Regions from separate parts of the Mus musculus genome. Here region 2 is linked to region 1. Evidence: chromatin loops called from intact Hi-C (ENCODE). Cell type or tissue: left cerebral cortex. All regions are shown on one strand. Each heading gives the region's core, and the rest is flanking DNA. Links, peaks and the distances in the headings are about the cores only.

Region 1 (12,757 bases), core at 2,322-10,321:
TGCATGTATTATGCAATATGTTACTATAGTATGCTTAAGGTTATGCCGCTATGGGCTCCGGCCAGTGTCACAGTGCTTGTCAGGGATGCTTGAAGCTGCCTGTGAGCAAGAATGATATTTTTTTCGGTTCTCAAACAGCCACAGTTTTGCTAAAAGCAATCTGAATAGAGGAGATGAATTATTATACTTAAGTGTAAATGCTCCTTGAAGCAGAATCTTATCTGTTGGTTAGAAGCTCATTTTCTGACAAACCTGCAGGATGTACACTGCTGTTAGATAAGGACTATCATTTATTGAAGGAATTTTGTTATCATGCAAAGCAATCTATAGTTGTTTTATATGCGCTCATTACTAAAGGCTGGAATTTGTAAGTAGAACATGGTTACTTCTGAGACACTAATGGCCTAAGGGTGTGGATGACATTCCTTGGGCTATTAAAGCCAACAGAATCCAACAAATACCCCATATTAACGTACACTCAGCCTTCAGAGTCTGAGAGGACATTTCCAAAATATACACTTCATTTTTAAAATCCATGACTCCAGAGAACAGAAGAATAGGGAAAGGAGACCAGTGAACTTTAGAGTGATCTGATTTGAAATCACTAAAAAGTCTCAATGAAAATTAACAGGCTATAAAACCCCACCATCTGAATAACAGTCTACGTGAGAGAGGAGAGAGAGAGAGAGAGAGAGAGAGAGAGAGAGAGAGAGAGAGAGAGAGAGAGAGAACAAAAAGAAAGCTATGTTGTAGAAAATCACAATGTAACAATTGAGGATTTTTTTTAGAAATAACAAAGGGACTGCATGGTTATATGGAGAACTAATTAGACTCGCTAATTAATTAGGTAAGCATGTTTATTAATCATAGGATCAAATAAGTTAGATGGCTTAAATAAGCTCTAAAAAAATCCAGATCAAGTTGATCCATTCCTATAGTGAGACATAGTTGGTTTTTTTTTGTTGTTGTTTTTGTTTTTAACTTTTTTCAAATATAGATTCTTAACTTTAAAATAATGGTAGGGCATGTTAATACTTGAGCCAATAAAACAGATAATTTTTTAAAAACCCAATAACTTAATAGATAGTCTTCCTAGGATTCATTAAAGACATGACATATGCATGTAAATTAGCATCCAAGGGAAGATGCTGAAGCTGGACTGGTAACATTTCAAACTCCAGTGTGGAAGAAACCCTGAAACCTCTGCAAAGTAAGGCCAGATGACATTCCAAATACTTCTTTTCCAGTGCAGCCACTGTTAGGACCATGAGCCCCCCAAGGCATTGATATTAACATCTGCAATTGTACTTTTAGGAAACTAAATTTCCAAGCAAGATGGCTATTCATTTGGGGAAACTCGAGAAAGATTTCAACATATCCCACCCACCCTAAGTAGTCATTGACTTGCACTCAGGTTCCACACAGCTGCTGCTCCACACCGGGGCCTCTGGTCAGGTCCTCCTCTCAGGGACAGTAACCAGGGTCAGATGACAGTTGCTCCAACAGAGTCGCCCTGAGGGTGAGGTGGTCTCATGGGCTTCTTATGGGCTTCTTCATCCTCACTCAATAAAAGTGAAAGATGCAAGTCATGTGAAACAAAGTGAGAGAGAAAGAGAGAGAGAGAGAGAGAGAGAGAGAGAGAGAGAGAGAGAGATTAAAGCAACAGCTCCCACAGAAACCTGATGGGAGAAGCACAATAGCCACAAAGGGCCAGGCAAAGTCCTTTGTCTGAATTAAAAATAACTAAAAACGGTTTGATGTGAACTGACTGCAAATGCTTCATTCACTGTAGAAGGCCCACGCTCCTAATGAGGCCTATCTCTGCTGCCTGTCACCAGCCCTGCCATCTCTGCAGTCAGCAGCAGCACTTTGCCAAGGTCAACTCTCCCCCTATACGCTCCTGCTGCAAAACCTTAGGGAACTGGCAGAGATAAGATAGGTTGAGCGAGTGACCACTACCTCCTAAAGACATTCTGAAGGAAATGAGGAGAGATGGGGGCAGAGGGAAGGGAGTGTAGCTGTGTCCAGACTTTCCTGACCAGGTCTTTGCTGAGCTGTCTGTAAACATATCTCTTCTATGGAAGAGACCTCCAAGAACACACTGATTGCCAAGGAATGAGGCTTGCGCTTTGAATGCCGCTCTTCTCTGTGCCACACAAGTCTGGTCCTGACCCATCTGGCAAAAGTGAGTTTGCAACAGGGAAGTTTGGAAGAGGTAGCCCGACCAATCCATTCCTGCCCTGCAGCTCCTGACTGGAGCATCACAAATTCTGGACAGCCCCTCCTTTGAGGCTTATATTAATTATCTTGTTTTTTTTTTTAATTTAGATGTATATTTTATGTATATGAGTATTTTGCTTGCATGTATATCTATGTGCCATGTGCATTTCTGGTGCTCATAGATGTCACAGAGTTGTGTGTCAGATCCCCTGGAACTGGAGTTCTGGACAGTGTGAGCTTCCATGTGCATGCTGGGAGTAGAACCTGGGTCCTTTGCAAGAACAAATGCTCTTAACCACAAGCTATCTCTCTAGCCCCAATTAGCTTAATTTTGTTGCCATGAGAAGTAAAATCTCCCCCAAAACATAAAAAAAAAAACCATAACAATGAAGCCTCTTTTTGAACATATTGAAAATTTTAGAAAGTGCTGAGAGATCAGAAGTTATATATGCTAAATTATATAACCCATAGTTCATCTCTTCCCAAAATAATGTTGATTTAAAACAACAACAATATTTATAATTCTTCTGTCATGGCCAAACAACTCTAAAGGGAGAAATGTATTGCTTGCAAATGTTTTATTCTTCATTCCTGTCTTAATTTGAATAAGGATAACTGTTAATGGGGCAGAGGGGAGAAAGGGTGGACACGCTGAAGAGCTCTTGGGGACAAATGCAGTCCTCCCAGCAATCTGCATGCTATTTTATTAATTTCTTCAGCGGCCGGCCCTGAGGGAGACATTGTTGCAGCTATTCCCTAGGCTCAGGCTCTTTATCTTTCTTCCGAACTTGCAGCCACTGAACCTATTTTTATCTTTCTATTCCACCACCAAGTTAATTAATATGAACCAATTTAACAATTTCAATAGAAATACTGATAGAAAGGATACTGTCTAAATGATAACAAACTCACTTTAAAATTAGTCGATAAGAATTAATTTCTGAAACAGCTCATGGAAGTCGAGGAAGATTAAACACACTCGTCTTTAAAGTCCATTGTAGAATGCCACAATTCAAAATGGTGTGCGGTAGATAGAGTTACAGATAGAAATGTAGATTATCATACAAAACCAAGGGCTGGAGAACAGAGCTTCAGACACTTAGGATTTAATATGCAATGCTGCATTTGTCGTTGGCAGGGAAAGTTATTCATTGTTTCTCTAAGTTGAAAGATTTTGTCTGCATCTGAAAAAAGTAATAAATCCTGCTGCTTGCTGGCCAGTGAGCTGTGTGTAGGATGCATGGGGTACGACGTGTGTGTAAATGCACACTTTGTGTGTGTGTATACATTCATGAAGGGATTGTGTATGTGTGCTTCTGTTGGGATATCCTTGCTGCAGTTTCTGAGACATCTGCCATTCTTCTCAGGTTTATGTTTTTATATAGACCTGGACCCTTTGACATCTAATATTGTGAATCCTGCTTTCTAGTCCTCCCCTATCAGGGAATCTTAAAGTTTAGCATGTAGCAAACCACTCCAGTCCTGTTGGCTAGTTCAGAAGCTGTGCTTCTGTGAGTCTGGGATGGGGCCAGAAGCTTCGCCTTTCTAGCAAGTACCAGACACAGTGGCCTTCCTAAGTGAGTATACCACTGGAGACTGAGCACTTAGGAGTTTTTATATTAGTCGAAAAGCTTGTGTTTTATAGAGTAATTTGGACTCTTTAGATCTAATAATTTTTTTAAAAAGAGTCTGGTTTTTGATGAATATTTTGTTTCATTTTTCCAGTTATGTATTGTAATTATTGGATTTTATAATAGCACCAGACTTCATAGCATTGGAAATTAAAAACAAACACATAGTGGCTAGAGAGATGACTCAGCCATTAAGAGTGCTTCCTGTTGTTACAGAAGATCTGTATTCAGTTCCAAGCACCTGCCTCAGATAGCCCACAGGAGATCTGACGCCCCCTGCTGGTTTTACATTTACACACACACACACACACACACACACACACACACACACACAGCTTTTAAAAAAATAGATGAATAAATAAAACCATATCTTCTCTGTGGATTATTCACTGTGGTTTCTCTTGGAAGAGGCATATGGTATGGGGCAGAGCACAGCAGACAAGCTCTAATATATGACCTAATAGAAGAAGTAGAGATTTCATTACAACATAGATACAGCAGGTCCCTAGAACACAGGAACATAGGACCACATGGCGCTGCTAATTTACATGTTTATCATGAAAAACTAAACTCCCATCTTTAGGATTACTCATATCAAGTTCCTGATGGCAAAACTCACTGGTACCAAGATAATATTTAATGAGATTGGAAATGGAAGGGAAGAGAAGGACTTTATGGCTTCTGTGTTTATGACAGCAGGTGGTGATATATATTACCTGGTATCTACCTAGTACATATGCCCCACAGCCCCCTGGTCATTCTCTACATAGACGGACATCTTTTCTTTTGAAATTTTGGTGTGTGTGTGTGTGTGTGTGTGTGTGTGTGTACATATGTACATGAGACAAATGTCACACACATATATAATAGAACATGACAAATATTTAGTTAACACATTAGAGGGCAAATCTATACAAAGTCTGGTTTAAAGAAGCCTAAAGCTCAAATACTCTGAGGAACAAGAAAGAATGCTGTAAGTATGGTTGCCTTGTTATATAAAAACCATTTCACATCCTACAGAGCAGGACAGCTACAACCTTTTGGGTAATTTCCTCATTCACATAATTTGCATCTCTATTATGCCAAACTAACTGACAATTTGTCAGTCTATAAGTAGACCTCTACCTTTCTGGAGTGGTGGCTCTAATACACATTAAATCAAAAGATGTCCTACATAGCAGTGAGCAATGTCAGACAAGCTTGGGCTTGACTGTGACATTGGAGGGACATGTGGCTGTCTTTCTATGTCTGCGCTTTGGAAATATTGTCCTCACAGATGTAAAAGTTTTACTTAGAGAAATCCTTTCCTTTGTTTTCTGCACGGAGATATTGATAAGTCTGGGGCAGAACAAAGAGAATTTTCATCTTTCTAATGTTCAGGATTTTGAAATGACAGGCTTGGCCTTAAAGCTGTTTTGGAGCCTGCAAAATGGCTCAGTGGGTAAAGGTACTGGCTTCGAAACCTGATGACCTGAGCTCAATCCCCAGCACCCACATGGTGGGAGGAGAGAACCAGTCTTCAATTGTCTCCTGACCTCTGCCTGTGTACTGTGGCTTATGTATATGCATACATACACACACACACACACACACACACACACACACACACACACACACCCTGACACGTGCATGTAGCTAAATCAATTAATGTAATATTTTTATAACCATTTATAAAAGCCTTTGGATCTACTGTCTAATTGCCAGTAGGAGTAGCACCATTTTCATGACTGAACAAGAATAGCGGTGCAGTTGTACCCACTGGCACTGAAATGCGCTCCTGGCAGACTCTGGCATTTATTTGTGTGGGTTAGCTAGTCAGTACATATAAAACTCAAATGCAGAACATGATACCCCCACATTCTCACATCCTGCCATGTTAACCATCTCCATTGTATGAAAAATGCTTACGACCTGCTGTCTAAGCATGATAAACCTCGGGAATGACTTTTCTGAATTATCATTTAATTAAAGTATTTGTTTGGAGGTACCCAGGGGCCATATAGACCAGCGGAGCTCTAGTGTTGATACACAAAAATGAGTTGGTGAGAATGTATCTCTTCACTAAGATTTAAAGCACCTAATGATGTGACACATTGGTGGCCAGGAGCGTAGTAATGGACCTGTGGAGAGTGCCAAAGCAGATGTGGATTACAGCAGATACTCTGTGCCCCAAAGCAACAAAGGAGGCCCATGGGTGCCCAGGATCTGAGAAGAGGAGAGCAGGCTGTGAACAAGGTGGCCCTGTGCTGCTGTTTTCCAAGGTCAGAGGAAGAACCAGTGAGGCAAAGGTCTGCTGAGAGGTCCTAGCATCCAGATGTGCACTGTCTGGTAGTTCTGTGGTGCACATTGCTGCAAAAGACACTAGAGTTTCAGTAACTGTCAGTATAAGGGTGAGTCTCAATATCATGTGCTCTGACTAGGATGTCACTTAGCTGGACAACTGCAGCAGCAGTGAAAGTCACTGCAGAAATTTGATTTTTTTTTTTTTTTAAGTTTTATGAGAGGGTTTCAGGTAGCTCAGGCTAGCCTCCCTATGTAAAATGAGAATGACCTTGCTTCCACCTCCCACGTACCATTGTTATAGAATTGTGTCCCCATAACCCATTTGGGCTGTGGGTGGAAATGGGACTCTGGGATTTTACATGCTAGGCAAACTGAGCTACATCCACAGCCCCAGAACAGCAATTTGTGAAAACTCAGCAAAAGATTTGAAAATATCTGCAGTATGTTGGCAAATCACACATACACACACACACACACAAACACAATGGTGTCACTAATTTATCCAATAAAAGAAGTGTTAAACATCTTTTATTTAAATATTTTGGGTTTATAACATTATCTGGCTATTAGTTAAATATTTTTATTTTGTATATGACTGACTATATAAAAATTGAAATTATTTTAACCAAACCATCAAAACTAAGAAAGAATATTGGCAATATAAAAGTTAGTCTTACTGTCTAGGGATGGCAAGATGGCTCAGTAGGTAAAGGCACTTGCTGTGAAGCCCAGTTATCTTAGCCCAGTCTCAAGAATCCATATGGTAGAAAGAAAAACAAACAAACAAACAAAAAAACAACTGCCACAAGCTGTCCTCAGATCTCTCATAGACACATGTACTAGATAAGTGTATTTTAAAAATACTCACTGTCTAAATTTATGGAAAGTGTTTATTCAAAGCTAAAAAGATGGCAGATGCTTCCAATAAGAGATAGTTAAAGTTCATAGGCTGTTTGTAGAGAAATGATGGCAGGTTCCTCAGGGAGGGGATAGTGGTTGATCAGAGCCTGGTCTCTCCAAGTAGGTCTTGTCTACCTGGAAGTGACTTGATAAAAATGAATTGATCAAATGAGAAAACGAGTCAACACATGGGCAACTCACTGGCCTGACCAGTGACTAAACAAATGCAAATTAAAACTATAATGAAATTTTCCAATACTTGAGTGAGGAAGCAAGAGGATCCCTGGGCTTGCTGGCCAGCCAGTCTACCAGTATTAATGAACTCCAGGTTCAATGGGAGACCCTGTCTCAGAAAAATAAGGTGAATGTGCTGATTAGATCTTTGTCAGCTTGGTACAAGCTGGGGTCTTCTGGGAAGGGGGACTCTTAAGTGGGCAAATGCCTCCATCAGCAGCTTATGCTGAGAATACCAAAGAACCGTGCTCTCTCTTAGCTCTAGCCTTTTGGGTCTTTGTAGTTGACTTAACATTGGCCACTTAACTGCCTAGCTCTATGAGACGGATGGGCTGTAGGAGGTTGAGCGGGCTGAGCTCTCTCTGGTGTCTGAATCCATCCTGGCTCCCTGCTTCTCCTTTTACCCTCTCACCCAGGAACTAGAAGGAGTGGATCCCTGCGGATTGAATGAGAGTCATCCCTATAGGATCTCTATTTGAATACTTGGTCCCCATTTGGTGGAACAATTTGGGAAGGATTAGGAAGTGTGGCCTTTTTGGAAAGGTGTGTCATTGGGAGCGGGCTTTCAAGTTTTAAAAGCCCCACATCATTCCTAGTCTGCCCCTCCCCCTCCCTCTCCTGTCTCCCTCCCCCTCCCCCTCCCCCTCCTCCTCCCTTGTGGTTGTATCTCAAAATGTGAGCTCTGGACCACTGTTCCAGCACCATGCCTGCCTGCCTGCTATCTTGTTTCCTGCCATGATAGTCATGGCTCGCAATCCATGGAACTGCAAGGCCCAAATAAATGTTTTCTCCTGCATGGTGTTTCATCACAGCAATAGAAAAGTAACTAACACATCCCCAAATAACTATATTTTGCTATGAGTCCAGCCCTCAGGAAACCCTAGGCTTGCTTCTCAGACACTGGGGAGTTAGTAATAGTTTATTTGAAATAGTTTTGTCTGTAGAAGATTTACATTTTCTTTGAGATGGCTGTAGTTTTGGTTTTAGAGAAGCTTTGTGCTTTCTGGTTGTTTACCACATCAGTGAAAACTGTTGTCAGCAACTGAAAAACAGGAGCTAGTAGTCACTGAGGCTGAGGCTGCAGTGCAGTTGCCATCCAGGTGCTTCTGCCTGGTTCAGCTGAACTTCTCCTGAATATGAATACCTTTTGTTATATCTATGATTATAATATAATTACAACATTGCCTCTTTCCTTTTCTTCCTGCTAACTCCCATGTGCCCTACCCTACCCTGCTCTCTTTCAAATTCATGACCTTTTAGGTTTTTTTTTTCCATGTTCTTATATATTTCTAAAAATATAAATTAAACCCACTCAGTATAATGCTACTTGTATGCACATTAACTCTTACCTTCTTTTGAGTCAGCTAAAAGCAAACACGCACTTGGAGAGGATGGATGCCTTTGCTGCTTTGGTTTGAATATTAGTTATGTTCACGAAGAGTGGAACCAAATATGCTATGAGGTTAGGTCTGCCATGTGACAGGAAAGGTTTCCCTCAGCAGGACACTGCCACGAACAGTGTCATCCTAGACCAACAGCAGCTCCCTTCACAGTTTGAAGCCAGCAAACTCAGAGATGACGATTGCTGTCACTTGTATCATGGAAATTGCTAGAACTTAGACTTCTCCGATGAGACAATGGTTTCTACTCCTTTTCTACTACCTAACTTTCAGGACTGTAGTAGTTTGAATAAGTTTGGCCCCTATAGGCTCATGTGTCCGAATGCTTGGCCTATGGAGGGGGTGTGCACTATTAGGAGGTGTGGCCTTGTTGAAGGAAGTGTGTCACTGTGGGGGTGGGCTTTGAGGTCTTATGCTTCAGCTCCATCCAGTGGAAGAGCCAGTCTTCTCCCAACTGCCTTTGGATCAGGATGTAGAACTATTGGCTCCTTCTCCAGCACCATGTTGACCCGGATGCTGTCATGCTGCCTGCAATGATAATGAACTGTACTTCTGAAACTGTAAGAGAGCCCCAAGTTAAATGTTGTTCCTTACAAGAATAGCCTTGATCATGGTGTCTCTTCTCAGCAATGGAAACCCTAACTAAAATAAGGATCCTTCTCCCTTGGCCTCCCTATTTTGATTTTATTCTTTCATGTGATTATTTGACCTACGAGGAGGTAGGACATCACAGACTATTTTCTGCATCATGCTCAATCATGTGTGAGTTTACTTGTCAATTGAAATGTGCTCTCTAAATATAAACTCATGATTAAGTCATTGCTTGGTTTAACCAATGCCCTGGATTTTCCTGTTGGAGCTTAGGTGCATGGGATAGGACTACCTTTCAGTCTCACCGGGGAAGGCGAAGGGTTCATTTCCCTGTAGCATCACTAGGTCATCACTAGCTCTTGCAAGTATCCCTTCTCCACACAAGTTCTCAAACCTTAGTGTAGTAACTAGTGGGAGATGAGCTTGTGTGTGCTCATGTGCACATGTGTGCAGAGGCCAGAAGTAGATAGCTGGTGTCTCTCTTATCACTGTCAATCTTATGAGGTAATATCTCTGTCACTGAACCTGCAGCTGGCCAATTCATCTAGCCTGATGGGTTAGCAAGCCCAAGGGACCCTCTTGTCTCCCACTCCCCAGCAACAGGATTGCAGGCTCACACGGCCCCTTCTAGCTTTTGTTTTTAATGTGAATATTAGGAATAGAACTAAGCCCTCATACTTGAGTGACAAGTACTTGAGTGTATGAACATCCCTAACCCCAGGATGTGATTTGGAAAACTATTTACTGAAAAATATTTCAAGTGAATTTGCAATCCACCTATTACTGCCATCTTCCCACACCCATGAAAACAGAACTTGTATGTGTAGAATGTATTTTGCAAACAGCCTGCTGGGGAATCCTTTACAGAGACCCCCGAGCCTTCATTCTTAGCCAGGCTGGGGGCTCCTAGATTGTATTCAGGCTGGCAACTGCTGCCAGGTCTTGACCCATGGAAAAGACTGGCTCTCAGTGCTTATACTGCGATGCCTCTCTGACTTCGCATTGAATCTAGAGGTGCCAATTTGTATTCACATTCTTCTCGCATATACAAAAAAAGAGATACATATTCCAACTATTTTAAACCAAAAGGAAGAGGAATTCTAGCCATATTTGGGCAGATACTCTTGGCTGGGTTGAAACCATTGCAGACAGAGACTGTGAATGGGAGGGAACACACTAGCAAAAATGGCGATAGGAAATTCTATAACGTGCAACCTCATTTCCCTCTGCGCTCTCAGCATTAGGGGAAATTAAGCTTCTATACAAAAGCAGTCCATTTCTTCACTCACCAGAGATCCCACTTAACAGGAGAATAATAGGCAGCTTTCCAGCATGCTGGCCTCTTCTTTTTGTTAGGGTGTGCTCCTGTGACATTTAATTTGAGCCACTGTCTGGCTCAATAATGCAATAGCTAGTTGGGTCAAATAGAAAAGGCAGAAGTCTTTTTTGCAAGTGCAGGACTTGAATCTGAAGGCTCAGGAACATATCTGTCCCTCACTCTTGTGATGCCAGTGACCTTCACTGGACTCGCCTCCACCTCCCATCCTGACGAGGCGGCAGCACACCCCGAGGCCAGAACAAAATGTCTTGCACTAACTCGAGTGCATGGTCTTTACCAGAGTGGAGTTGGCACAAAGTGGTGTGAGATTAGTTTAGAATGTGAAGACAGGATCTACAACTCGGGGGCAGGCTTGAAAACTGAGTTGGCTAGATCCAAGTGTCCTGTTGAAAATCATAGAACACTTGCTGTCTAGAATGTCAGTGCATGTGAAGGGCTGCAGTAAAAAAACTGCCAATATGACCACTCCATAATATGGTTAAAATTTTTGTTGTAGATGTCGGGGTGGGGTGAAAAAGAGGGGGGAAGACACACATACACACACACACACACACACACATACAGAGAGAGAGAGAGAGAGAGAGAGAGAGAGAGAGAGAGAGAAGACAAGCATCTGGAAGAGTTTAGATCAGAGAGAGAAAGTAGACTGAATATGCCAACAGACTGGCCATGGCCAGTGATAGAGAAGCGGAAGAGCAAGAGAATAGTGGAGACAAGAAGAGATAGCGGATAGAGCATAGTGAGAGAGAATATGGAATAACAGAGTAGGTGCTGGACTAGTGGAGAATAGCAGGGTTATAAAGAGGGTGTGGTGGTTAGAATAGGTATAGTACCCATAGATTCAAGTGTTTGAATGCTTGGCAAAAGAGAGTGGCACCATTAGGAGGTATGGCCTTGCTGAGGAGGAAGTGTGTCACTGAGGAGATGGGCTTTTACGTCATATATATATATATATATATATATATATATATATATATATTAATATATATATTAATGCCCAGTGTGAAATAGTCCCCCTCTGCTGCCTGCTGATCAAGATATAGAACTCTTGGCTCCTTTCTGCTCCAGCACCGTGTCTGCCTGCTTGCCATCATGTTTCTTGCTATGATGATAATGGACTAAACCTCTGAAAGTATAAGCCAGCCCCAATTAAATGTTTTCCTTTATATGAGTTGTCATGGTCTGTGTCTCTTCACAGCAATGAAACCCAAACTAAGACAGAGGGTGAGTAGCTAGATTATGTGATATGATGGTAACAACTTCCATTCATCCACTCATTTGCAGATTCATCTACTAACAATAATGAGTGCCACTGTGTGCTAGGAGCTAGAAGAGTCCCTAGGTATGAGTGACAAGAGTCATGGACATGGAACATCTGTCCACCATGGGAAATAGACAACAATCAAATAGTCACAAATAGGTATTTATAAATTATATAAATCCTATATCTAGGAAATAATAGTATCTCAGAAATTCTAGGAGCTCAAGTCTAAAGGTTGAGTTTGAGATCAGGGAGAAGCTGGGAGGATTGTGCAAGGCAAGAAGCCAAGTCACAAAGAGCATGCATGCGAAGGTCCTAAGGTAGGTAGGTAGTCACTGGACGGTGAGAGAAACCAGTGTGACCAGAGACCAGGGCTAGAGATGAGGTAGTAAAGAGGCAGGAGAAGCCATACTGTATAGAGCCCATTCAGGCTGCTGGGAGCAGTGTTTTCAGAAATATAGATCCAAAAAATGGCACGTTAAAGGAGAGCTCAGGAGAGGATGGAAGTGGCACTTGCCATTGGATTGGTAGGAGACATCTCAACTAGAAAAAGACACAGCTAGGGTCTCTACTAGTCTCATCCTGCTGGTCTTCCTTATCTACCTGGGCTTTGTGAGCAAAGTCCCATTCACCTGACCCTTTCTGCATGTGGCCTTGCCAAGACTTTTCTCTTGTATCCACTTTGCTTTTCTGCCAGCCAGGAGCATTCCACCAAAGTCCATGCCATAGAATGAGTTACAAGAGGCTCTGGGACATTCATGAAGATTAACTCCATCTCCATGTGGTCTTCAAGTGTTCACAGCTATAGAAAGCCCATAGTGGTGCCTCAGCAGTATCACTTAATAGTAGTGTAGTCAGTGTGGGTCACCTGTCTACATGGAGTTCATGCCAATAACTT
Region 2 (12,757 bases), core at 2,392-10,391, 50 kb after region 1:
GGAATATTGAAGATGACCAGAAACAGGAGAGAAATGACAGTGAGGGATAACTCCTTCTCAAGGACATCATTGCTGTGTCTCATTAGCTGAGGCTTGGATAATCATATCGAGTAGCAAAGGAGGCTGGAAAATGGATCATTCAGCAGACAGTACCCAGCTAGGGTCCAGGCTTCCTGTAATCTTTGAAACAGAAACGATATGGGCTTGAGAAATGACTAAGTTGGTAAAGTGCTTGCCACATAAGCATGAAGTCCAGAACCTGTGTAAAAATTTTGGCTACAAGGGCATGCACCTGTAATCCCATGACTGGGAGGATCCTTAAGGGCTCAGTGGCCAGCTAGCCTAGAAGAATCAGTAAGTGCTGTTTTCAATAAAAGACTCTGACTCAAAAAATTAAGTAATGAACAGTTGACATTAACCTTTATTAACCTTTAGCCTACAAACACACACACACACACACACACACACACACACACACACGGCACATGAGCATACAAAAACATGTAAAACACATACACATAAGAAAAGAAATGGAAGCCGGGCGTGGTGGCGCATGGCTTTAATCCCAGCACTTGGGAGGCAGAGGCAGGTGGATTTCTGAGTTTGAGGCCAGCCTGGTCTACAGAGTGAGTTCCAGGACAGCCAGGGCTACACAGAGAAACCCTGTCTCAAAAAACCAAAAAGCAAACAAACAAACAAACAAAACAAAAAAGAAATGGAAAGAAAAGATACCATTACTAGGAAAGGGTACTGGGGGGGGGGGGCAAATTATGGTCTGCACTTCAGGTTACTGTATGATTTAGTTTCGATTCAATGCAGCAGAGTAGCTGGCCAGACTTCCAAATCTCTTTCAGGCCCAGTGAAGGTTCAGTAATCCTACGATTATCTGCACTCAAATGTAATGAATGAATTCTAGTTCGCAGAAACGTTAGCTTCATAGAAGAGTGTCCAGGGACTTGGAGATCATGGCTGTCTTCATCAGGCTGGCTGGAAGTCAATCCTCTGGCTTTATAGAGTTTTGCTAGGCTGTCAATGGTTTATTGGATTTTGGACATATAATATCCCTATGCAATGACCAGGTTCTTAACCATGCTGATGAACCATCACAGTTTTTAATTTCATGTGTGTGTGTGTGTGTGTGTGTGTGTGTGTGTGTGTGTTCCAGACACACATGTGGAGGTCTGCGGACAACTGGCAAGAATCATTATTTCTCTTCTCCCACCATGTGGGCCTTCAGGGGTTTGAACCTAGGTCGTCAGGCTGCAAGTTCATTTACCCATTCAATCATCCCTCAAGCCTTTTTTCTTTTTTCTGACAGGAATTTCTCCCTCACTTTATCTTCAAGTGTCTGATGGTAGTTTGGAGCTTCTTGCTCCTTCAGACATAGCTTCAATTTCTCCCTCACTGTGTTGCCTCCAAACCCTTTGAAACAAAGTTGAGGGAACAGTTAATTGCCTTCCCGTTTACACTGCAAATGTTGGGCGGGCTGTTTTCAGCATTCATTATAAACTGTCTCAGAAGGAACTTGACAGAGAATTATATGAAATATCCTCTTTTATCTTGAGGAATTATGCATGGAAAAATACCAAAGAGATAATTTATAGACTTTTGTTCTTAATACTAAAGAGATCACTTATAGTCTTTTTTTTTGAAGTGGTGGTTAAAATTGTCTATGACCTATTATGTGTTATTCTTCATCCCTTGGGTTTCCTATGTGCCCTTGTTCATTTTTGAGAAGAGCCTGGTCTGGTTCCATTCTTACATAAAAACATTTCCCAAAGTGAGCCAGCATTTTAGCTTTTAATATAATGGATCCAGAACAAGAACGGACCAGTGTTGACCATGTGCTGTGTTTCATGTCCTGGGCCGGGCATGCTAGTTAAATTACCGCTCTTGGATATTGCTCCCTATCAAATGTCAGTAACCTCCAGGGACAGCTTTAAATGATCTTGTGTAGAACCTCGAGGAGAAGCCAGACCCAATCCAGAGCTGGGGGAGGACACCACCAAACATGAAACAGAATGATTTTTTAAAATAAGGAAAAAAAAAAAAAAGAACAGTAAGAAAACAGTAAGATGATCTATAGCCCAAGAAAGAAGTAGAAGAGAAATAAAATTTAAGGTAGGTTTGAAAGCGTGTGGGAGCCATGCCACAGGAGGGGGGGGGGGCTGGGAGCTCCGGCAGAGACACAGTCGCTTGATCTACATTGGCAGAGAACTTCCCTTTCAGAGTAGAGGGCACACTTCAGCATTTGAGATGTGGTTCTGTCTCCCCTGGCCACTGTGGCTGTGTCCCTGAAGGACTAAGAAAAACAACTGGGAGCAAAGAGCTATGAACTCAGACACAGGTCAGAGAGTACTTAGGGACTTTTCTTCACAATGTGCAGTTCAGTGGCATTGGAAAGTCAACCCCCACACTCCCCACCGCCCCTGCCGTCCCAGTTTAGTGTCTCTATGGTAAGCAGTTTGAGGTGGTCACAGCTGAACAGCAGAGTAGAGCTTGATGCTGATAGAATATTGGAAATAGTGTTGAGAACTGAAAGAAAATTGAATTTGCCTGTGTTTGCTCTGTTCAGCCTTCTTCTCATTCTCTAAGGACACATCACCCAGCCCCGGACAATAGAGAACCCATATCCACAGCAGCCACACAGTAATGGTGTGTACCAGAATGCTACCAATTCCAGGGCATTTTATAAATTAAATTAAGATGATTTAATATCATATATACGTGTGTGTGTGTGTGTGTGTGTGTGTGTGTGTGTGTGTGTGTGTGTTGCCAGACTAGGTAAACTCTTTGGGGCAGAGCAGAAATGGGAAATCAATGCCTTCAAGTTATACATGATGCTGATTGAGATACAGGTGGCTGGAGAATCAGGCCTGGTTACCAGCAGTGTTTTGAGGTCCACCAGTTGTGAAGAAATGTGTGCGTGGCAGCTTGTGAATTCTCTGATGCAGTCTTCCTCCGTGTTTTCTAGAGTCTCTGAAGACCCCATCCAACGCTCCAATGGCCAGCAACAACACCGCCAGCATAGCACAAGCCAGGAAGCTGGTAGAACAGCTGAAGATGGAAGCCAACATCGACAGGATAAAGGTGAAGATGACGTAATCTGTAGCTCATCTAACTTGACTAAGGAGCAAATGTCTTGCAGCCAACTGCCATTTGATTGGTTTTCTACAGAGATGGGTAATATCAGAAAGAATATGAGAGGGTTCTAACAATTCCACTGATACTAATTTCTCTAAGGTATCTTTGTTTTCTTGAGGATTCTCCAACATCAAATGATGATATGCATTGAAGTGGGGTCCCTATGTTGAGTCAGAAACAATCCAGGCAAGGGTGGCACATGGCCTCAATCTTTATGCTTGGGTGGCAGAAGCAGGTGGATCTCTGAGTTTGAAGCCAGCCTGGTCTACAGAGCGAGTTCCAGGATAGGCAAGGCTACACAGAGAAACCCTGTCTTAAAAAACATAAACAAGCAAACAAATAAATACCACAGCAAAAAGAAATGGGCTTGTGCTGAGTTCCAGCCAAAGCAAAGGGTGGGCACTTGAGACATCAATCCACTAGCCAACTTCCAGACCCAATAAAGATCTTCTCATTTTGGAAGTGCCATTCAGTATCTCAAATTTAGTGCTGATTTTATGAGTCTAATCTGTTTTCTTCATTCATCACTGACAAGTTTTCATCTTTCTATCTTACTGATTTTTTTTTTCACACTTGAGGCTTAGGTAGGCATTTCAGTGAATGAAGTACCTTCCTTCAAACGTCTGGGCTTGAGTTTGGATCTCTAGCATGCCCACACAAAGTCAAATTTGGGTGCCTGCAAGATGGCTCAGTGGTAAAGTTGATCAATAATAAGCCCAGCAATCTGAGTTCAAGTTCCAGAACCCACAGAGTAAAAGGAGAGAGCTGACTCCCTCTGAGTTCCACATGTGCACTGTGGTACACACACACACACACACCCCGCAACACATACCATATACGCAAACACACACATACACACATACTACACATACCACACACACTTACCACATACACACACTCACATACAAACATCACACACATACACACTCATATACACACATACTACATATACACACATCACATACACACACACACACATACATACACACACACACATACACACACACACGAGCGCGCGTGCACGGTAAGGAGGCACCATAAATAAATGATGCAAAAAGAAAACATCCAGATGTGGTAGTGCTCAGAAACAGGCAGGTTTCAAGGACTCAACAACCTGCCAGTTAACAGAAACAGAAAACTCTAGATTCAGTGAGAAACCCTGTTTCAAAACTAAGGTTGTGAGAGATGGAGAACAATATCCAGCATTCACCTCTGGCCTCCACGTGCACATACAAAGTCATTCTTGCTCTCCCTTAAGAGGCCAAGCCGCATGGATGTCTAAGGAAGATCAGTAATCCACTTTTTCTTTCATGCCCCAGATTTCAGTGTTCAGACCCTTGGCGTGTTTTGAATGTAAAGCTAGCCCCACTGTCACTGAATAGACAGCTATTATAAGTTGGATTGCCCAAGTGGTAAATTTCTGTCAGTCACCATAATTTCACTTCCTTAGAAACACTTTAGGAAACGGAACTCAGAAACATATCTCATTGTACTAAAATAAAACTAGAACATTATTCCAAGTGCCTTCTTAAAGACCATGACATTTTTCTACTTTCTCTTCTATACCTTAAAAAGTCCAGATCAGTTAGTGGGTGCACTGGACTGGGCAGTAGGCAAGAAAATGTGGCTCAGGACCCAAGTCCAGCCCACGCTGTTTTTATAAATAAAGTATTATTGAAACACGTGTATACTCATTCACTTACATTCTGTGGGTGGCTCCAGTCACACTCTGGCCATAAAATAGAGGTGTTAACAGAGATCACACAGGCCACAAAACTCCAAATAATGACCCTCTGTCCCTTAACAAAACGAGTCTGCTGGTTAGAGCAGTTGTTCTCTGCCCACTCTATGTTCACATCACTCAAAGGACTCTATAAACAGATCAATTCCCAAAACATGCCAAAAGGAGAGCCAATTAAATCAGGATCTCTTGGGTTTAGGGTTTAGGCATCAGTCTTTTTTTTTTTTTTTTTTTTTTTTAAATCTTCAGTTAATTCCAACATATAGCTACAGTTAAGACCTGCTACCTCAGAGCAAGGCGTATGAACCTCCTCCCTCTGTCTGCCCGGTCCTGGATAGTGAAGAGAGCGCTAATCTACCTTCATAAAGAAGCTAGGCAAATAGCCAGGGCATTTTCCTTTGTAAACTATGACTCCTGGAGGTGGGCCACACCATCGTCCCTCTCTGTTTTCTGCGGTGTTTATTTTTCCTAGCTTGTGAGTGAGACAAGGACTCCTTCCTGTGTGTTTTCTTCCTCTGTCACTCTCTGGCTCCTTCTCCTTCATTGCTTCTTCTTTTTCATTCCTTTACTGGAAAAAAAAATACAGAGACTGGTGAGCATTTTAACCTCTAGGAGAAGGGAGGTGGCCCAGGGACTGCTGTATCAGAGAGAGACACTCATTTCCTTTATGAGGGACCAAGGCTCTCCACCAATCATCATCCTGAGAAACAGGAGTTTTGTTTTATGAAGCTCTGCTGTAACTGGCATACCCACCACTCTTCACAATCACTAGACACTGGTCCTGAAGGAGCACATGCTGAAATGCCCTCTTCCACCAGGTCATTTTTTCCATGCCTGCATCCTTGACTGCAATGGTTCCTGCTTGGTCCCTGCAGTCCAGTTCAGCTTGCATCTGTCAGCTGTCAGTCACCTGTCACACTCCTGCCAAGAAAACTTTCCAGGAGAAAATTTCATTGTGTTCCTTTCCCACAGAGAACTTAATTATTCCATAGATCCCCATTCATTAAATAACAAATCTCAAATGTTCATGGAATCCATGGAGTTCCCTTGCACATCTCTTCAGCTTCATGTCCTTCCTTTTGCCCACAATGTCATATCAACTACCTTTGATTCCCTCGAAAGGAGACTCAAGTGCCTTGAACATCCTCCATTTCTCCCTTTCCACTCTTGATTTACTAATGAAAATGGCACTCCTTGAGAGGCAATCCATGAGGGAGCACTCCATGAGGGAGCACGGACTCCCTAAGGACTCAGGCCAATCAATAGGTTCTCAAAGAAGCGTTCCAGGACCTTCCCTGTGACGTTCAGATGTTTTTCATCTGTTCATTTGTTCATCTATTTGTCTAATACATATTTTAGATTTTCTATGTTGCTGGCACTCATTAGATTTGGAAATGAACAGATAGGATTCATGCCCTCAGTTATGTGAGGGGTAGACATGGACGATACGACCTGCTATCAGAATAAGCAAAAATATCCAGGAAGGATAGTTTCCAAAGATGTCAAAGCTAACCCCTGAGTGTTCTTTGAAGAGACATGAATAAATAGCTTCTGAGAGATGGGGGGTGTGGGGAGCACATGCAAGGCTTAGCCCAATGAACCATGCACGGAGTGGCCACTACCCGAGTGAACTTCGCAGTCGCATCTCTGAGTCCTTCTTGATGTCATCAGACCTTCTGTTGATGGAAATACAGCAGCAGCCTGTACTCTGGCATTTGTTCTGTACCACACAGCCAGCCAGGCATTCTGTGGTGAAATGACAAATTATTTTTAGTTTCTCTGTTGGGTAACACTGTGACTATATTGACACCGTTCTCAGCTAGCTGGTTCAGGGATCCTTCAAGGGCTCTGAGATTTCTAACTGCTTCACTTATTTTTTTAGGCCTGAGCCTTCCAGCAGCAAGAGGGGACTTTTGTTTGCTTGTTTGTTTTTGGCTTTCTAGGCAGGGTTTTTCTGTGTATCGATGACTGTCCTGAAACTTGCTCTGTAGACCAGGCTGACCTTGAATTCACAGAGACCCACCTGCCTCTGTCTCCTGAGTGCTGGGATTAAAGGTGTGCCACCACTGCCTGGTTAAGAGGGGACTTTTTGGACAATGCTAGGCTTTTAATTTTCCATTTATAGATGTTACCTCATCAAACAATAGCTTTATGTGCATCTTGAAGAACCAGCTGTAGCTAAGGTGACCTGAGGAGGACCCTTGGTAAGAGGACTAGGGTGCAGCTACCACTGGAACTCCCAAAGATCCCATAAGCAAGAGGTGTCTTACCCATCAGGTGGCCCCCAGAGTAACCCAGCCTGTTCTGTTGGACCTGAATAACACTTTTTAGTTTGAAACCTTTCTTGTTTTTTTTAACCTTTGTATCGTATGTCCTGGGAGATTCAGACTAATGGAGCCCATATCTGTTCATAAGCCCAGGCATATATAAATGACCTTCCCAGGTGTTCTCTGTTTCCTTGTTAGCATTTCCTTCAAGGATAGGGAGTAAAAGCCAGGGAGTCAAAGCAAAGGCATAGAGAGGGATTGTGAATGGTGATGCTCAGATTTCTAAAGCAGGGAATATACAAAGCCTAATAGAGAAATAAGGGAAAGCTTATCTATCCTTAGAATGCAGGTGGGGGACACATACAGAAGTAGAGGACAGCAGGGTTTCAGGAAGTATCTTGTTATTACCATATTAGGACTCTTCGGGTATCAAACAGAAACCCAAAGCAAACTAACTTAAGCAGAAAGAGGGGATTATTTATACAAGACACAAGGTATCATAGAATACAGGGGCAGAAATGCAGTTGAAGGGTCAGCAATTAAAGGGATGACTGGAGCCACTGGGAACTGGGAGGCTTCCACGATGAGCCATTGCTTCTCCTGCCATTTGTATTTCCTGGGAAGAGTGAATTTCTCAGCTGATTGGTGCATATGACAGATACCAGATGGCCACCCTCAGCTCCCAAGGTAACAGGAAGACTTGGCCATGTTTTTTCCAGTTTCACCGCCTTAGTCTGACATCTCTGGTTAGGAAGAATAAGACATCTCTAACTTTAATCACCTGTGATCAAAATCAAGCTGCAGCATAAAATCCTGATTTCTAGGAATTAAGAATAAAAAAGGAGCCAGGAACTGTTGTAAACTAGGGTGATCTTTGAAAGTGGCCACTCTTAATGTTACAATCAGGAATCTAGAGGTAAGAGGGGGAAAAATCCAAGGCCAGGAACATGAAGAAACTGATTGGTTCTTAAATGGTTAGACTCATAAATTGACCCCCATAACAATTTCAAGATTGCTTATTTCTCTCAAATATTTCTAGTATACCTTTTCAACGGATTCTCCTTCTTGCTCTAGTAATGTGTTGTGTAAATTCCTACTTACCTGGTCATTCTGGGCTCCTCACTGGGAACATCCCACTCCATTCCACACCCCTTTTTTGCCCATGTAAATTATATTTCCTCATTAAAGGTTAGCTTAACCCTTCATCTGTTTATTAATCTTTTTGTATTCCTACCAAATTTGCTAAGTAACTTTTATTAATTAAACTTATCCGAACAGACTACATGGTCCTTTAGGTCAAAGACAGTTTTTGTGTCCTTTGTGATTCTTTGAAAATTCTAAGTATGAATGTAATTAGCTAAATAAAACTGCAGTAATCAGAGAGAATTCAAATGCCAGATGAAAAGGAGTAGGAGAGTGGGTCTAAGTCAGATGGTGTGCTATGGTGTGACAGTAGGAGAGGTGGGTCTAAGTCAGATGGTGTGCTATGGTGTGACAGTAGGAGAGGTGGGTCTAAGTCAGATGGTGTGTGATGGTGTGACAGTAGGAGAGGTGGGTCTAAGTCAGATGTTGTGGGATGGTGTGATTATAAGTAAACACCATTTGCAGTGTACCTTTTAAAACAATTCGAAAATTATAAATGACAGGATGATTTTAATAATTGAAGAATACATTAATTAGGGAGTCAAGTCTGAACATTTCTAATTTCTATCATCTTTCTGATGATAGACCCTTACCACATAGGAAATGAACTTCAGAGAATGCTGTACTGAGAAATGAACTAGTTTAAAACAGGTTTGAGGGGAGCCTGAGCTGCATAGCAAGATCCGGAGGCTGGGGAGGGGAGGCAGGAGACAGAGACAGAGAGACAGAAAGAGAGAAGGATAGACAGAGACAGCGACACACATAGAGAGAGAGACAGAGTCAAAGAGACAGAGAGACATCTAAGAAGTGAGCTAGTTAGATATGCATAGTGCTAGGGAATGGACACATAGCCTCGGTTTAGGGCTTTGTAAATATTTTTTCCAGCATTTGAATTAAAAGCTTTAAGGTCCCTTCTTCAAAGTGTATGTTCAATTTTATTAGGAAGAATAAGGTAAACTCCTCCTTGTGGGTCAATTCAGAATATTTTCATAGATGATAAAATCAGTAAAACATACAACAGCCTTATAGACATTCAAGTATGGCCAGCTTTAATTTATTGTACTTGCTGGAAATGAAGCAAAAGCTTTTCAATTAAATTCTGGTCTGCATTGAGATGAGTGAGAAACTTCTATTTGAGGAAGGCTGATTAAATATTTAAGAACTCAGTAACTATTGGTCCAGCACCACGTATATACTTATCCCTATGCATTTTACATTGCCACTGGGGAAGCACCATACACTAAGCATCTAAATTCGAAAGCCTAAAACATTTCCAAATCCAAAACTTGCTAAGCACCAAGACAGTGCCACCAGGAGAAACTTCCACACTTGACCTCAATTGAAGGGTCATAGTAAAAGCATAAGCTCATTAAAAATCCTGTAAATCATTAATTTCAGGCTATATTCATGAGGTGTGAAATATAAATGAATTTTGTGTTTTGACTTGTGTCTTAGCCATACACACACACACACACACACACACACACATTCCATTTTTCATTTAAAAAAATTTAAAGCAAGGTGGTCCAATATTTTGAGATTCTCAATTTGTACCTTTTACAAAAGTTTAGAAGTTTTAAATCCTGAGAAATTAAATTTTTCAAATAGCCCAGTTATCAGTGAAAGCAGGGTCTTCCTTACATACATACACACACACACACACACACACACACACACACACACGACTGTTAACTAAGCCTGGTGGTGTAAGCTTGTAATATCAACTACACAAAAGACTGAAGCAGCCCTGGGTAACTGCATTAATGCAGGCAAACTAGCTGAGGACGTGACATCATGACTGATAACCTTTAGTGCACAGGCAACTTCACATGGGCGGAGGCCATGACAACCTGTCAGGGTGTATTTCTTTGCTTGATGGCTCCTATGGATTCTGAGGCATCAATTTGAAGATGGAGCTCAATGTCAGGATGTAATGAAGATGGAGTTGTAGCTCTTCATTCCATGTCAGCTTGACAGGCGGTCTGGCTTCTACCTTCATAGACAGCTGTCTCTTTTGCAAGTTCTCAGAGACATCAAGGCATCTGTCTGCTTACAATAGTTTCTCATTATTTCAGAGCCGATGGTTGTAGTCCAGTGGCTGTCTAGAGTCTCCCTCTCCTCACTCCTTGCTTTGAGTTTGGTGAGGTGAGCCGTGACCTGGATTTCAGCAGTTATCAGTCTGGGAAGTTCAATGCTACTGTCAGAGTAGAGAACGAGAAAGTTCAGTTACTGAAGTTCTTGCCACCCAAGCTTGAAGACCTGGGTTTGAGCCTCACCCCAGATGTGACGGTGTGCACTTGTGATTCTAGCACACAGGAGCCAGGCAGATCCTTGGAGCTTACTGGTCAGCCACCCTGGCTAACAGAAGAGCTCCAGACCAATAAGAACCCACTTTACAAACAAAGCAGGGGCTAAGCGATGCCTTGGCTTTAGCACTAAGAGCACTTGCTGCTCTTACAGAGGATCAGAGCTCAGTTCCCAGCACCCAGGTCAAGCAACCCACAGCTACCGGTGACTCCAGCTCTGGGAATTTGGCACCTTGTCTTGGTCCCTTTGGGTATCCACACTCATGTGGCACACACACATACACACACACACACATCCATAAATCTAAAAATGTGTTTTTTTAAATGATGACATTCTTTCTTCTGTAAAGTTATTTCTGTCCTGGAAACATGTCAGTTGACAAGTCACAAGTACAGTGACAAGAGCTTGGCCTTCCACCTTCAAATGCTTTAATGTCTATTTCCTGCTACTCAGGACATTCTTCTCCATGGTTATAGTGTAATAGTCAGAGTCAATAGTGGTACACATTTCCATTCTAATAGTGAGACTCCATTTAAATATGAAAAATGACCCCAATCATAATTTCTTTAGCAAAAGGACCTGATTGAAAATCCTGTCTTGCACTTAGCTGTCCTGTGTGACACAGCTTCTCTCGAGACCTTGACACACTTTTAAGATTGTGGTCCATTTATTTTATGCAAGGTCACTCAGTTTGGGCTCATCTGACATTTCTTTCCTTCACTATGTGGTCCTTGCGGATCAAACTCAGGTCGTGAGGCATGGCAACAAAGATATTTACCCACTGAACGTTTTGCTGTCCCCCTTATCTGATATTTTGTTCTGATTAAATTCTAGTTAGAAATCCTTGACCACATAGAGTGTTTCTTTGTTGCCCCCCTCCAAGTGGGACTTGATTTTGAGCTGCCACTTACTAGTGACATTAACTTTGACTATTGACTAAGGTGGCATCCTCACAGTTTCTCCATGAGAAGTAATTCTTTTTCCCTTTGCAGTTCTTCGGTATCTTGAAATTTGGGAAAGGTAGCTCAAGATTGTGTGACACTCTTTTCTTCCTCATAAAACATCCTGGTTTGTTTGTTTGTTCTTAATATATTTAATTATGTTGCTATGGACTCAGGTGTCCCCACTTAATCAATAGTTTATAATCCTGGTTAATTTATTATTTATTTTACATGTACAGGTATTTTGCCTGCATGTATTTCTGTACTGGCACTCATGGAGGGCAGAGAGGGTACCAGATCCTCTATAAGCAGCACTGTGGGTTCTGGGAATTGAACCCAGGTCTGCAGGAAGAACAGCCATGCTTTTAACCACTCGACCATTTCTCTCTCCAGCTCCTGTCATCTGTTATTTTGATCTTAAATTAGCACAGGCTAAAAGCTGGTTACTCTGTCCTTTGGGTGTGAATCCCTCATTCCTTTGAGCATTTGCCTAGTTTGGAGTAAAAGCAGGTTCTCCTCTTATTTCTTTCTCAGCCCTGGAGTCATCCTTTCCTCCAGGGAGCCCTGGTTCCTTAGAGAATGGTATTTAAGAACCAAGATCTGGCTGTGCAATATGGTCATTGCTCACAGGTCCTCTCCCTGAACAGAGCTAGAAAATGCATGTACATGTTCACATATATACACACACATATATTCACACACTTCATGTCTTTTTTTTTTAACTATGTCTGTATGTGTGTGAATTTATAACCACACATTTATACCCAAACCACCAAGTCCTATTCTATACTGTAGGGTTAGTATCATTTTTTTCATCTCCACATTTATAACCTCCCCCATCTCCCTTCATCCCTTTCCCCTGCATGGAACTGAGTTTCCACTCCACACCTCCCCTTCTCCACAAAAGATGCCTTGCACATCCTTCGTATCTCTCTTGATCATATTTTCTTTTCTTCTGTGTTTTCTTGATGATATAGAGAATATTTGTAATAGCTTCTTTGGAAAAATCCCTATCCACAAACTGTATGGACCACACCAGTCAGTCAGAAATCTTTTTGTTCCAATTAGTTTATCTCTTCCCTATACTTAAACCCTCTTTGCTTATTTGCTATTGGCAATATTTTATGAACAGTAGACACTGTGAAGTTGCCTGTAACTCTAGTTCCAAGGAATTCAATGCCCTCTTCTTGCCCCACAGGAATTTGTAAGAATAC

Evidence for each region. A loop is a pair of places that touch in the nucleus more often than their neighbours do. Peaks named below come from ENCODE experiments on the same cell type or tissue, not always from the same donor. Only the 100,000 strongest peaks of a DNase experiment are listed, where the experiment ranks them.
Region 2: a loop joins it to region 1, with 5 times the contacts of the local background. A loop is called at or near these places in 5 of 42 quality-filtered maps.

What each region holds. Positions count from the first base shown.
Region 1 is chr14:19,931,611-19,944,367 of GRCm38, reverse strand. All of the region lies in intron 2 of Gng2 (guanine nucleotide binding protein (G protein), gamma 2), which reads left to right. Among named protein-coding and RNA genes, the nearest start is that of Gng2, 39 kb to the left of the region's middle. In left cerebral cortex, for the core only: no CTCF peak of the experiment used is centred there; no DNase peak of the experiment used is centred there.
Region 2 is chr14:19,881,619-19,894,375 of GRCm38, reverse strand. It overlaps Gng2 (guanine nucleotide binding protein (G protein), gamma 2), which reads left to right. Exons shown (of 4, transcript NM_010315.4): 3 at 2,975-3,090. The coding sequence starts at 3,004. Among named protein-coding and RNA genes, the nearest start is that of D14Ertd670e, 49 kb to the right of the region's middle. In left cerebral cortex, for the core only: no CTCF peak of the experiment used is centred there; a DNase peak (open chromatin) is centred at 6,628; H3K27ac peaks cover 1,154 bases.